Linked DNA regions of Mus musculus: region 2 is linked to region 1. The links are chromatin loops, found by intact Hi-C in ENCODE. Cell type or tissue: left cerebral cortex. All regions are shown on one strand. Links, peaks and the distances in the headings refer to the core of each region. The heading gives the core; the rest is flanking DNA. Region 1 has its middle 100 kb from the start of Sh2d4b. Region 2 has its middle 22 kb from the start of Prxl2a.

Region 1 (2,927 bases), core at 186-2,685:
GTTTTATATACTCACTCTTTTGTATCTTTGTCTGAGTGTTCATGTGTGTACACATGTGTGTGCATCGGTGCATGTGTGAGGGTTCGTATCAGATGTCTTCCTCAACTGTTCTCCGTGTTATTTTTGAGACATGGTCTGTCATTGGCCTGAAGCCATCCATTTCCACTAGGCTGCCATGCCAGTGAGCTCCAGTGACCCTCCTGTCTCCACTTTCCCATTGCTACAATTACATGCATATGCTGTTTCACACCATTTGGGGGGTTGTTTATTTGTTTGCTTGTCTTTTTAAACTTGGGTACTGGACATCAAACTCATATCCTCATGATGTACAAGTACTTCTTGACTGAGCCATCTTTGTGCCCCCCATATTCACTTTTATATACATTATAAAGTTAGAAATAATGCAAGTCATTAACTAGATGAGTTTGGGCATGGTGATCTGTGCACAGTGTAACAAAGGGATTTCCTTAATTTTGACTTATTGGAATGTTGCTCCTTAACATTATATTATGACCTTGCATTCTTGATTTCTCAAAGGCAGGATACGAACCCAGGACCCAAAGTTCTGATGGAATAAGCAGCAAAGTAAGCATTAGTAGCCAGGCCCCATGCTGCCTTTCCTCCTGAGCCTGAGGACAAGCTACAAGACTGCAGCTCAGCAGCGGTGCACCATGTTTGGTTTGGTTTTCTGCTGAAACTATTTACACCACTTCCTAGGAAACACAGACATTGACAAAAATCCCCTTTCCTCTTTGCCATAGTGCTACAAAGCCCCCATAGTGACGTTTTGGTGGTGGTGGTGGTGGTGGTGGTTGAGTGTTTGTTTTGGTTTTGATTTTTTGTTGTTGTTTTTACTTATTCATTTTACATCCCGTTCACTGCCCCCTCACTGACACCCCCTCTCACAATACTTCTTCCACCCACCCGCTCCTTTTCTCCTCTGAATGGGTGGAGGATCTCCTGGGTATGCCCTCCACCCTGACACTTCAATTCTCTGTTTCCTCTCCCACTGAGGCCAGACAAAGCAGCTCAGCTAGTAGAACACAATGCACCAACCCGCAACAGCTTTTGGGATGGTCCCCATTCCAATTGTTCAGGATTCGCATGAAGGTCAAGCTGTACATCTGCTACATATGAGCAGGGAGCCCTAGGTCCACCCCATGTATGTTCTTTGGTTGGTGGTTCAGACTCTTAGAGCCCCAAGGGTCCAGGTTAGTTGACTTTGTTGCTCTTCCTATGGAGTTCCTATCCCCTTCAGGACCTGCAATCCTTATTCCTATTCTTCCATAAGAGTTACCAAGCTCTATCCACTGTTTGTCTGTGGGTGTCTGCATCTGTCTGAGTCAGCTGTTGGGTGAATCTTGCAGAGGACAACATACTCCTGTCTGCAAGCATAACAGAATATCATTAATAGTATTAGGGATTGGTGCTTGTCAGTGGAATGGGTCTCAAATTGGACCAGTGACATTTTTAATCCATGTATTGCACCCTCCCTGTGACCCAGGTCTGAGCTTTCTGCCTTTGCTGCTATAAGGAGATCTCCATAGATGCTGGGAGAGATTCCACCAGTGCCACCTTCTGGCCACATAAAGTATCACAGGTCTGGCAGTTTCTGTGGTCTGTGATGAATATCTAAGAAAACTGGGAGAATTCTCCACCAGGAGAACTTAGAACAGGCATGCTCAGTGGCAATCAAGATTGAATCAAGACCTCGAAAAAAAAGAAATTGAGATAATGTAACTCAGACCAGTGCATTGAAATTCTGTATGCCCAAGCATCACTTGGAATCCTTGTTAAGATGCAGATGCCCATCAACTAGTAGGGTACAACCTGGAATCCTGAATTTCTCACAAGCTCCTAGGTGGTGCTACCCATAAGGGATTATATTCTGAGTAGCAAACAATCGATGTGGAAGTACACAGACTTCAGTACCAAATCCAAATGCTTAAGTGTCAATATTTTTATTTACCAGCTATGAAAACCCATCAAAAGGATCTCCATCCTTGAACTCTATATATTTAAAACAAGCATATCAACATGTACTTCACTGTGCTCTTGTGTGGCATGTAGAGATGACACGTAAACATCTCTGGTGCTTCTGGCACATAGTGATCAGGCAGGTAGCCCTTATCACCGCACTGATTTCAATCCAGGAGGTTAGTGTCTTCAACAATTTGCAGCCTACACACAGTATAGCTAAAGGGTTCTCATTTACACGGCGATGTAAATCACAGCATCTCGAAGTTATGGATGTCATAGTTTCATTTACGAGCCCCCTTGCTGCCAAGGTCAGACCCACCTACATCTGTAAACCCAAGGCTCACAGTCAGTTCACTTAATCGTGGTCTCGGTCGACCCTGATGAATGTGTTTGTTCTCTCATAGCCAAGCTGGAAAGACACAAAAGAACTAAGATTGATGCCTCATGGCCACACTGGAGGTGAGCTGTATTTCACATGTACTCTGAGCAGACACCAGAACGTGACCCGCAGGTAAAATGTCCTGTGATCACAAAGGGGGAAACATGGTGCTGTACAGCGCAGAGGGGCTATGTTCACATTCTGGAATCATCTCTCTGTAACCCAGCAATTTTCCCAGGTTATTGTAGCCTCAGTTTCCTCATCTGTAATGCAGCATAGTGATTACAGTGTGTATGTCTGCATAGAATACGTAGAAATTCATGGGAAGAATCTCTGGAGAGATGGTCCAGGGGTTAAGAGAACTGTCTGCTCTTCCAGAGGACCTGAGTTCAATTCCCAGCAAACCACATAATGGCTCACAACCATCTGCAATGAGATCTGATGCCCTCTTCTGTTGTGCATGAGAACAGAGTTCTCATAAATACAAAAGAAATATCTATATCCTTAAATTTACAAAAAAGAAAAAAGAGAACGTGTAGAGAAGCTCAAAAGTTGTCATTCTTTTTCT
Region 2 (2,927 bases), core at 183-2,682, 240 kb after region 1:
CAAACAGCCTGAGAGTAATACAGAAAGGGATGCCGTCAGAGAAGTTACTCCATGATTGTCAGGTGCTGGGGCCTTCTCTTTTGTTATAAAGAGAGAGACAACATGACTAAGGCAAGTTACAGAAGAAAGAGTTTATTAGGGCTTTACAGTACAGAGGGTAAGACCATGACCATCATAGCAGGGAGCGTGGGGACAGGCAGACAGATGTGGCACTGTGGTAGTAGCTGAGAGCTCATTCACAATTCTGAGACAGAAGCAGGGAGGAAAGAAGGGAAAGAGGAAGGGAGGAGAGACAGAGAGAGAGAGGAGGAGGAGGAGGAGGAGGAGGAGAGAGAGAGAGAGAGAGAGAGAGAGAGAGAGAGAGAGAGAGAGAGAGAGAGAGAGAGAGAGAGAGACTGAGTGAGCTTGGTGTGGGCTTCTGAAACCGCAAAGCCTGAACCCAGAGACTCACTTCCTTCAACAAGGCCATACATCCAAGTCCTTCCTAAATACTGCCATCAACTTGGGACCAAACATTCAAACATAACGACCATTCTCGTCCAAACTACCACACCATGCAAGTCACAACAAAGCTAAACTATAAATAGGATTCCACAGTGGTGAAAATGAAGACACAAAGTTGCTCATTTGCATATTAACAAGGTTTGCTTAAAATTATTTACTGCAAATGAAATTTTTGTGTATATGTTTTGAGTTTTATAAAGGGCTCAGAATCATGCTAGAGAATTTGAAGCAACATAGAAAAGCATAATAAAACACAAATTTAGTAGTAATCCTATCACTCAAAGGGCCATCTTTCTACACAGTTCTTTACACATACATTTAAATATATATGTACACATGCATATACATACAAGCATGTATATATAAACACATGAATGCATACATGCATGTACACACACGTGCTCACCCTTAGACGATGCATTTGTTAGGACAACTAACTTACTACATTATCACTCTTTCAACTACATAATATCCATAGTGGGATAGTTCAATAATGAATTTTGTTCAATCTAATTATATACCTGAAATATTTTAGAAAGGTGAGTACCATATCAAAATAATTTTTTATATAATCCCTTCTCTTACGGTTAAGTCCTCATCTGTGCCTTTTTATCTTGTTCTGTGAGGTTGCTTAAGGAAATGTTCAGATCTTTTAAGAAAATTCTAGATGCTAGTCAGATCTATACATCAGAATCTGGTGTATAAAGCAAGATTCTGGAGTTTAATCCACTAATTATGAAACCTGAAATGTTTACAGGAGATGGTCCTCAGGCCAGTAGCACCTCCTCACTTGCGGCTCTTGGCTCTATGCTGCCCCCTCGTGGTAAAAAGAGGTAACTGGAGCTGTTCTTAGCCACCTCCTCCAGTTAAGCCTGATTTTTTCCTTCTCCCTCGGGTATTTGAAAGAAAAGGAATTGTTTGATGACAAAACTTTCTGAGGAGACTCAACACACATCTACGCACACCAGATAGGGAACCCACAACAGACCCAAGTACAGATACCAGCAATGTCCAACTTGGTGAACTAATGAGTTTTACTGGTGTTACTTACAGGACTATGGGTGAGAGGCATGACTTATAGGAGCAGAAATGACTCAAAGGTAGATGTATCACACAAGCCTACCCCAGCACAGGTGACAGCTCAAAAGCCTAAAACCTTGAGCACACTGCACAGCCTATAGGCAGCTCAACAGGTCAGAGCGTGTTCTTTCCAGTTGGTCTAAGTCTCTTCTTGGTAGCTCAGCTTCGTTTTGCTTTTTCCAGACAGCTGGTATGGTCTCAGCATCTTCTTTGCAGCTTGGATTATCTGAGGGTCTTCTATTGTAGCCCAGCTTCTGCTCATCTGAGAGGGACTCTCAGTTTTTATTGTTACTCTGGCAGGGAGGGACCTAGTGAAGTCAGTTTCATGGACTTCCTGAGCTATTTTCAGTTATTTACCTTTCCGTTTCAGGAGCTTTCTGCAGGTTGGAATATTTCAGTCTCAGAAGGAACTGTTATACAACAGGGCTTTATTTAAATGCCGAACCCAATGAAATAAAGTTTTCAAGAAGATAACCCAATCCATTTTCTCTCTCACTGCCTTCCATATCTGCTCCCTCCCACCACCATACATATAAGGTTTTTATTTTATTTTATTTTATTTGCAGTTCCTCATTCCAGTTCCTGATAGATATTTAAATTATCTCAGTCCACAGATGAGGCTATTTTGGTGAATAACCTTGTGCATATATCTTGATGTATAAATGTATTAATCAGGGTTCCCTAGAGTAACAAAACTTAAAGGATGAATCTCTCTCTCTCTCTCTCCATATATATATAATATGTCATATTATATACATATCATATATATTATATACATCATATATATATATATATATATATATATATATATATATATTATTAGAATAACCTACCCAGCAATGGCTGCATATGAATGAGTGGAAGGTCCGAGAATCCAGTTGTTCACAAGGCTGGATGATTCAACTGGTCTTCAGGATACACTGGAATCTCAAAGAAGGAGGCTCTAATGCCAGTGAAGGAATGGGCTTGCTAGTGAGGGCAAGAGCAAGCAGGCAAAGAGCAGGGCTTCCTTCTTCCATGTCCTTTATATAGGCTACCCCCAGAAGGTATGGCCCAGATTAGAAGTGGGTCTCCCCACTTTCCCACCTCAGATGATTTAATTAAGCAAAAATCCCTTAAAAGTGTGCCCAGATAGTTTTGGGTTTTAGTTAATCCCAGTTAAAGTAAACTCTTCCTTCTCCAATTTGCTTTTGTTATAACAAAGAGAAATAGAACACCCTTGCTCTGAGGTGCTCCCCTTTTTGGAATGGGCAGGCACTAATTTCTTTGCCTCTCCATCATGAGTTGGTCATTGCTCCATACTATTAGATCCCCTTTCTCTTCCTCTAGAGAACCCTGACTAA

The links. Peaks named below come from ENCODE experiments on the same cell type or tissue, not always from the same donor. Only the 100,000 strongest peaks of a DNase experiment are listed, where the experiment ranks them.
Region 2: a loop joins it to region 1, with 2.3 times the contacts of the local background. A loop is called at or near these places in 4 of 42 quality-filtered maps.

The regions. Positions count from the first base shown.
Region 1 is chr14:40,790,244-40,793,170 of GRCm38, forward strand. No RefSeq gene overlaps it. Among named protein-coding and RNA genes, the nearest start is that of Sh2d4b, 100 kb to the right of the region's middle. In left cerebral cortex, for the core only: a CTCF peak has its summit at 1,590 (motif pointing left); a DNase peak (open chromatin) is centred at 1,576.
Region 2 is chr14:41,034,036-41,036,962 of GRCm38, forward strand. No RefSeq gene overlaps it. Among named protein-coding and RNA genes, the nearest start is that of Prxl2a, 22 kb to the left of the region's middle. In left cerebral cortex, for the core only: a CTCF peak has its summit at 1,325 (motif pointing left); a DNase peak (open chromatin) is centred at 1,318.